Linked DNA regions of Homo sapiens: region 2 is linked to region 1. The links are chromatin contacts, found by Hi-C or POLR2A ChIA-PET in ENCODE. All regions are on one chromosome and are shown on one strand. The core of a region is the stretch at or near the end of the contact, and the rest is flanking DNA. Distances in the headings are between cores, read along the strand shown.

The links. A loop is a pair of places that touch in the nucleus more often than their neighbours do. ChIA-PET counts read pairs that join two places held with the same protein, here RNA polymerase II (POLR2A). Pooled maps may share reads with other maps.
Region 2: a loop to region 1 is called in a pooled map, with 3 times the contacts of the local background. The contact joins the enhancer-like site here to the promoter of RCAN1 in region 1. A Hi-C loop is called at or near these places in 1 of 37 single-sample maps with no recorded cell type and 4 of 50 pooled maps. POLR2A ChIA-PET finds 5 or more read pairs at or near these places in 1 of 52 experiments (activated CD4-positive, alpha-beta T cell).

Annotation. Positions count from the first base shown.
Region 1 is chr21:34,613,839-34,616,538 of GRCh38, reverse strand. RCAN1 (regulator of calcineurin 1) reads left to right here and starts at 1,426. Exons shown (of 4, transcript NM_004414.7): 1 at 1,426-1,779. The coding sequence starts at 1,528. RefSeq lists silencers at 1,192-1,621, 1,812-1,911.
Region 2 is chr21:34,203,939-34,206,984 of GRCh38, reverse strand. No RefSeq gene overlaps it. Among named protein-coding and RNA genes, the nearest start is that of LINC00310, 25 kb to the right of the region's middle. RefSeq lists an enhancer at 2,330-3,046. Within about 2 kb of position 1,773, at least 9 of the 41 ENCODE cell types and tissues checked have a DNase peak (open chromatin) inside an H3K27ac peak, as active enhancers do.

The DNA.
Region 1 (2,700 bases), core at 177-2,676:
TACACTCTTTGGGTTTCTGATTAGTCTTTATAAAGGAGGCAAATCTGTCTCGGTGAAATGCATCTGTCTCAGTGAGCAGAGGGGTGACTTTGAATGGAATGGGAGGCTGGTTGGCTCTAAGCAACTTCCAGCTTTAGTTTTCCTTAGTGATTTTGGGGGCCCAAGATTTCCCTTTCACAGTATGACGGTTCCAATTTCTTCACATCCTCATATCATATTCTATTTTATGAGTTATCTCTAGATGGGTATTATTATTCCTCTTGGGTTTAGCTCCCTGAGGACACAAACTGTCCTAAGACTATGATAATAGTAATCATAGAACCGTGCACATGGCAAGTTCTGAATAAATCTCAGCTGTTGGATATACTTTTTGTTATAATTACTAACACTTCCTAACTAGAGAGTAAGCCTACTCTAAGAAAAAATATAACTGTAATTTCACAACCTCCAAAGAACCCAGTGCATAAACAGCTACCATTTATTAAGCACTGACTGAATTCTTAGTAATATGTCTTCATTTTTTTCAGATGAGGAAACTAAGATTCAGCTTATTTGTACAAGTAGTTAAAAAGCAAAGCTGAAATTCAGACCCAAGTTCTCACTGTATCATACTGTCCAAAAAAGAATTCTATTTTTCAGGAAGAGACATGTCTGCTCACTTGAGGTCCTCTTATTTTTCCGCTATTCCCCAAAGGAAAGGGGTGATCTCTTAATTCTTTCGTTATGTCCTATTGTACATAGCATATAATGGTAATTCAGAAAAATTACTTCTAATTACATAAATTTTCACAATGGTATAGTGACTAATACGCTGAAATAGAAAAGTAAGGCATTGTTATCATGGTCTAGTTCAGTCTTTATTGCGACTATATCTGATAATATACGGTAAGCATCTAACCACTTGCCAGGGGCCACAGAGCCACAGGGAGACTATGTCTCGCTTAAATTCCCAAAAGTGGGCCCCTGTGCTTCAAAACGTCCCCGCATGGGAACCACAAAAACGTTGCCTCCCCAGTTATCACCCCAAGGGCCCAAGAGCCGAGGACTCTGCCCGGCGTCCTTCAGCTGGCACCAGCTGTCAGAAAAGCGGAACTGGGGACGAGGACTTTGCCCCTAACCAACATGGCCGCCCTGAGGCTTCGGGCTTCGGGCGGCAGAAGGAAGGTCACGTGAAGAGAATTCCGTTCCTTTATTGGCCCCGTCTCCTGGAAGGGCGGGGTACAATAACCCAACCGGCGCCGGCCTTAAAGGGGCCACCGTTGGATCTGCCGGTGGCCGGCCCTAGGGGCTGGGGGGGCGGTCGCCGCGCCGGGCTTCTGCCCCTCCCGCGCGGAACGGTGACGGGCGGGGCTGGCGCTGGGAGGCCGTGTCGCTGGGAGACTGCTGACAGCCCGCCGCCTGCCGCCGCGCGATTCCGAGGGGGTTAACGGCGGAGCCGCCGGCCGGGCGCGGACCGGAGCGCGTGAGGCTCCGGCGCGCAAGCCCGGAGCAGCCCGCTGGGGCGCACAGGGTCGCGCGGGCGCGGGGATGGAGGACGGCGTGGCCGGTCCCCAGCTCGGGGCCGCGGCGGAGGCGGCGGAGGCGGCCGAGGCGCGAGCGCGGCCCGGGGTGACGCTGCGGCCCTTCGCGCCCCTCTCGGGGGCGGCCGAGGCGGACGAGGGCGGCGGCGACTGGAGCTTCATTGACTGCGAGATGGAGGAGGTGGACCTGCAGGACCTGCCCAGCGCCACCATCGCCTGTCACCTGGACCCGCGCGTGTTCGTGGACGGCCTGTGCCGGGTGAGGACCGCGCCGGGCGGGCCGTCGGGGCGGAGGGCGGACACTTGTTGCCCGAGGAGGCGGCGCGGGTCGCAGCGCCCAGTCCCGGCCGCGCGCGGGGCGGGGAGGCAGCGACGTCCCCCGGGCTGCTCGGCCGCGGACCCGTCAGGGCTGGGGCGTGGGGACGGCGCCCCGAGGGTCCCGGTCCCCTAGCACCCCCGGGGCGCGCGGAGCTCACTGCAGAGTCCCACAGGCTCGCCCCGGCCCCCGTGTGCGCCCAGGCTGGTGCGACTAGGGGGGTGAATTCGCTCCCCAAGGTGGGGCAGCGCCGCCGCCCCCTGCGCTCTCGCCATCGCCCCGCATTTACTCGCTGGAGGAGGGGGTCACCTCATTCCTAGGGAGGAGGAAACAGACATTGAGCGGCGACGTGACTCAGTGTTCATAAATAGGACGACGTCCCTGCATTCCCAATCTGCACTATTGGAAGAAAAGCCAATGTTTGGGTGAGGATCCGTGGTTGCTCATTAGCCAGCGGCTGGCCAGTTTTGGTGGAATTGTGTTGGGGGGAAGGGGACCATCTTTCAGACCTTTAGGATATTTAGTCAAGAACCTTGCCCCCTTGTGTGAAGGTGTGGCTTGCCGCCATCGGGGACACCCAGTACATGGGGAGTCGACTCCTTCCCCCGCCTCCCCCCACCCCCGCAAAATCCACACAATTTAGACACTTTGGAGGGTGAGGGGCAGGTATGAGTAATCAATAATGGTGGTGGGGAGGAAGAATTTATTTCAAATCTGCAGTTATTGTGCAGAATAAAATGTGGACAACGTGGGCGTCACAGAATGAAACCGGTCTTTGAGAGATGCCCCATTAGGAGAGCAGCTGTCAAAAAAAGCAGTGCTTTCAGCGCTTGGCTGTGGGTCCACAAATGCTGTCAATGAACT
Region 2 (3,046 bases), core at 524-3,023, 410 kb after region 1:
ACATAGTAGTGGCATATTACTTATTAGACGGACATATAGCACAGAATTGAAACCCTGGAAAACATCCAAATCATGCAATGATTTTGTTTAGGATTAAGATGGCACTCAACTACATGGGGAAAAGACAGATTATTCAATAAATGGTGTTGATAACCACCACTTTTGGATTTTGAATATGGGCTTCACATTTATAGTAGAATAAATTCTGACTGGGTCAAAGATTTAAATGTAAAAAGAAAAAACATAATACTAAAACAAAAATGGGAGCATGAGGAAGGCCTTGCTAACTACAACTCAAAATCTAGAAGCCACGAAATAAATGGTGAATAATTTCAACTGCATGAAAACCAAAAGCTTTTGCATGGCAAAAAGCAATTGAAAAAGAAAAAAAAAACACCCTAAGCAAAATCAGTAACAAATGACAAAATGAGGAAGATGTGTAACTCACATCACAAAGGATTAATTTCCCTAGTATATAATAAGCTTCTGCAAATTGATGAGTCAAAAGGCAAACAAACCAATAGAAAAGTGGGCATGGATATGGAGAGCTCACAATGAGAAACATACAAATTAAAACCATACTGGTTTTTTCAAATTTATCGAATGGCAAAAATCCAAAAGTTTAAAAGCCAAGTCTGTTGGTAAGCTTTGAAACATAGGCACTCTCTCTGATACATTGCTGCTGAGAGCATAAATTGGCATACCCCCTGTAAAGGCTAATTTGGCAACATCTGTCCACATTAGAGATGCATTTACCCTTTGACTCAGCAGTTTCACTTCTAGGAATTTACCTTATGCATAAACATAATTGTGTGCTGAACGAAGAATTGCAGTTGTCCACAGCAGCATTGTTTGAAAGCAAAATACTGCAGACAACTTAAATGTCCATTTCTAGGGGATTGTTTGGGCATATTTTAGACAGCAAGAAGCACTAGTAAAGAAAAATGAGGAAATGGTTTATGTACTATGATGAAAAGATCTCTAAGATGCACTGTCAACTGAAAACAGTGAGGTAAGGAACACTGTACTGTGTATTAGCAATCAAGTAGAAAAAGAGTTGGGAGTGGGGGAAGAACATATTCCATGTGCTTGTATGTGCAAAAATCCCACAAAACTCTAGAAGGATAAACAACAAATTAATAACAGTGGCTATGCCTTTAGGGTGGGGGATAAGAATTGGGCAGATGGGGGCCGGGCACAGTGGCTCATGCCTGAAATCCCAGCACTTTGGGAGGCTGAGGTGGGTGGATTACCTGAGGTCAGGAGTTCAAGACCAGCCTGGCCAGTATGGTGAAACCCCGTCTCTACCAAAAAGACAAAAATTAGGCGGGCATGGTGGCAGGTGCCTGTAATCCCAGCTACTTGGGAGGCTGAGGCAAGAGAATTGCTGGAACCTGGGAGGCAGAAGTTGCAGTGAGCCAGGATTATGCCACTGCACTCCAACCTGAGTGACAGACTGAGCCTCCGTCTCAAAAAAAAAAAAAGAAAGAAAGAAAAGAATTGAGCAGATGGGAAAGGACACTTTTCACTGTGTAATGTCTTATACTTGTTGATTTTTTTAACCATAAAATGCATTACTTATCCAAAAAGTTAAATAAATAAAACGTTCAGCTATGTGAAGGAAGCATAGGACAATATCCCTCTCTCTCCCTTTCCTTACCCCAGAGCAGCCTGGCTCCTGCAGAGCTGAGGAACTGAGCACGTGAGGTTGTCTTGGTTTCACAGAGCCTGGAGTGGGCATAGCTGAGTCCCTGAAGGTTACACGACTTGCTCAGGCCTGTCCAGTGAAGTCAAGGGCAGTTCCAGAGCTGGAAGCACAGGGCTGGGACGTGGCCTCTGGTCTCCTCCAGTGAGGAGGCAGGTGCCCAGGGGCAGGGTGCTTCTAGATGGCCCCCAAAGGAGCCCACCATTGCTACATTCTAGAGCAGCTGAAAGGGAGCCCAGGGCCGGCCAGCCAGCTCCGCAAAGGATTCTGGGTGATGAGGCATTGTGGGATTTTCTGAAATGACTTCATGTCATTTCTCTACCCCAGATCACCCTCCTCGCCTGGTGAGAGTTGAGAGGTCTCAAGCAGGATTCCAAAACCGAGAAGGGTCAGAGACTGGGAAAGGAAACTGGCCTCTCCAGCAGGAAGAAGCTGCCCCCAGGCCCTGGCCCCAGGATCTTGACTAGCCTATTAAAGACATGAGACTGAGGCCTGGACACTGGATTCCATTTTTTAATTTCCCTGGGGGAAACATTCCACACAGCAACCAGCAGGGTCATTTACTTCTTCAGGAGGCCTTTTATCACCCTGTGGCTGGAGGACCATCTGCAGCAGCCCCTGCTGTGCGCTGGCAACACTGAGCAGCATGTGCGCGGCTGCCAGGGGCTGCTGGCCACCTGGGCCTGGGTAGGAAAAGGACTTAATTAGCCACAAAGAGCTCCCTGAGTATGCAACTCAGAATCACTCAGTCTGTTCGCAAACAAGTAAAGCACCTACCATGATCCCAGCATAGTCCCGGTTGCCCCTGGGGTTCCCAAAACCCCAGCCTCCCTCATGCTTCTAGGCCCTCCACACAATGCAGCGAGTGACACGAATAGTCTTGCATTGGTCACTAACTGCCTTTTGCAGCTAAATTCTATTCACAGCAAGTCTGTGGCCTCCCCAAAGCTAAGGATCCCTGTTATATCTCCGGATATTCACAGAGCTCCCAGCGCAGCCGAGAACACACAGCCAGCCCTGCAATAAATGCTTGTTGGTTGCCTGCCAGGATCCAAGCTAAAAATGGAGTTGCCTTACGGCCAGGTAAGACCCAAGGCAGAGCTTCAGTCGTGCCCCCCCCCAGCTGTCAGGAACACTCACTGCAAAAGTCGGCCCTTCAGGTCACCTTCAAGGCCCTACAAACTCTATCCGGACCTGCCCCCCCATCAGCCTCTGACCCTGGCACTCATACCCCTCCAAGGACAGTGCCGGCCTTCCTGTTCCTCCAACAGGAAAGGCCACCGTCTCCCCTCAGACCCACTGCACTTGCTGGCTGCCCACTTCTAGAATGTTCTTCCCCTA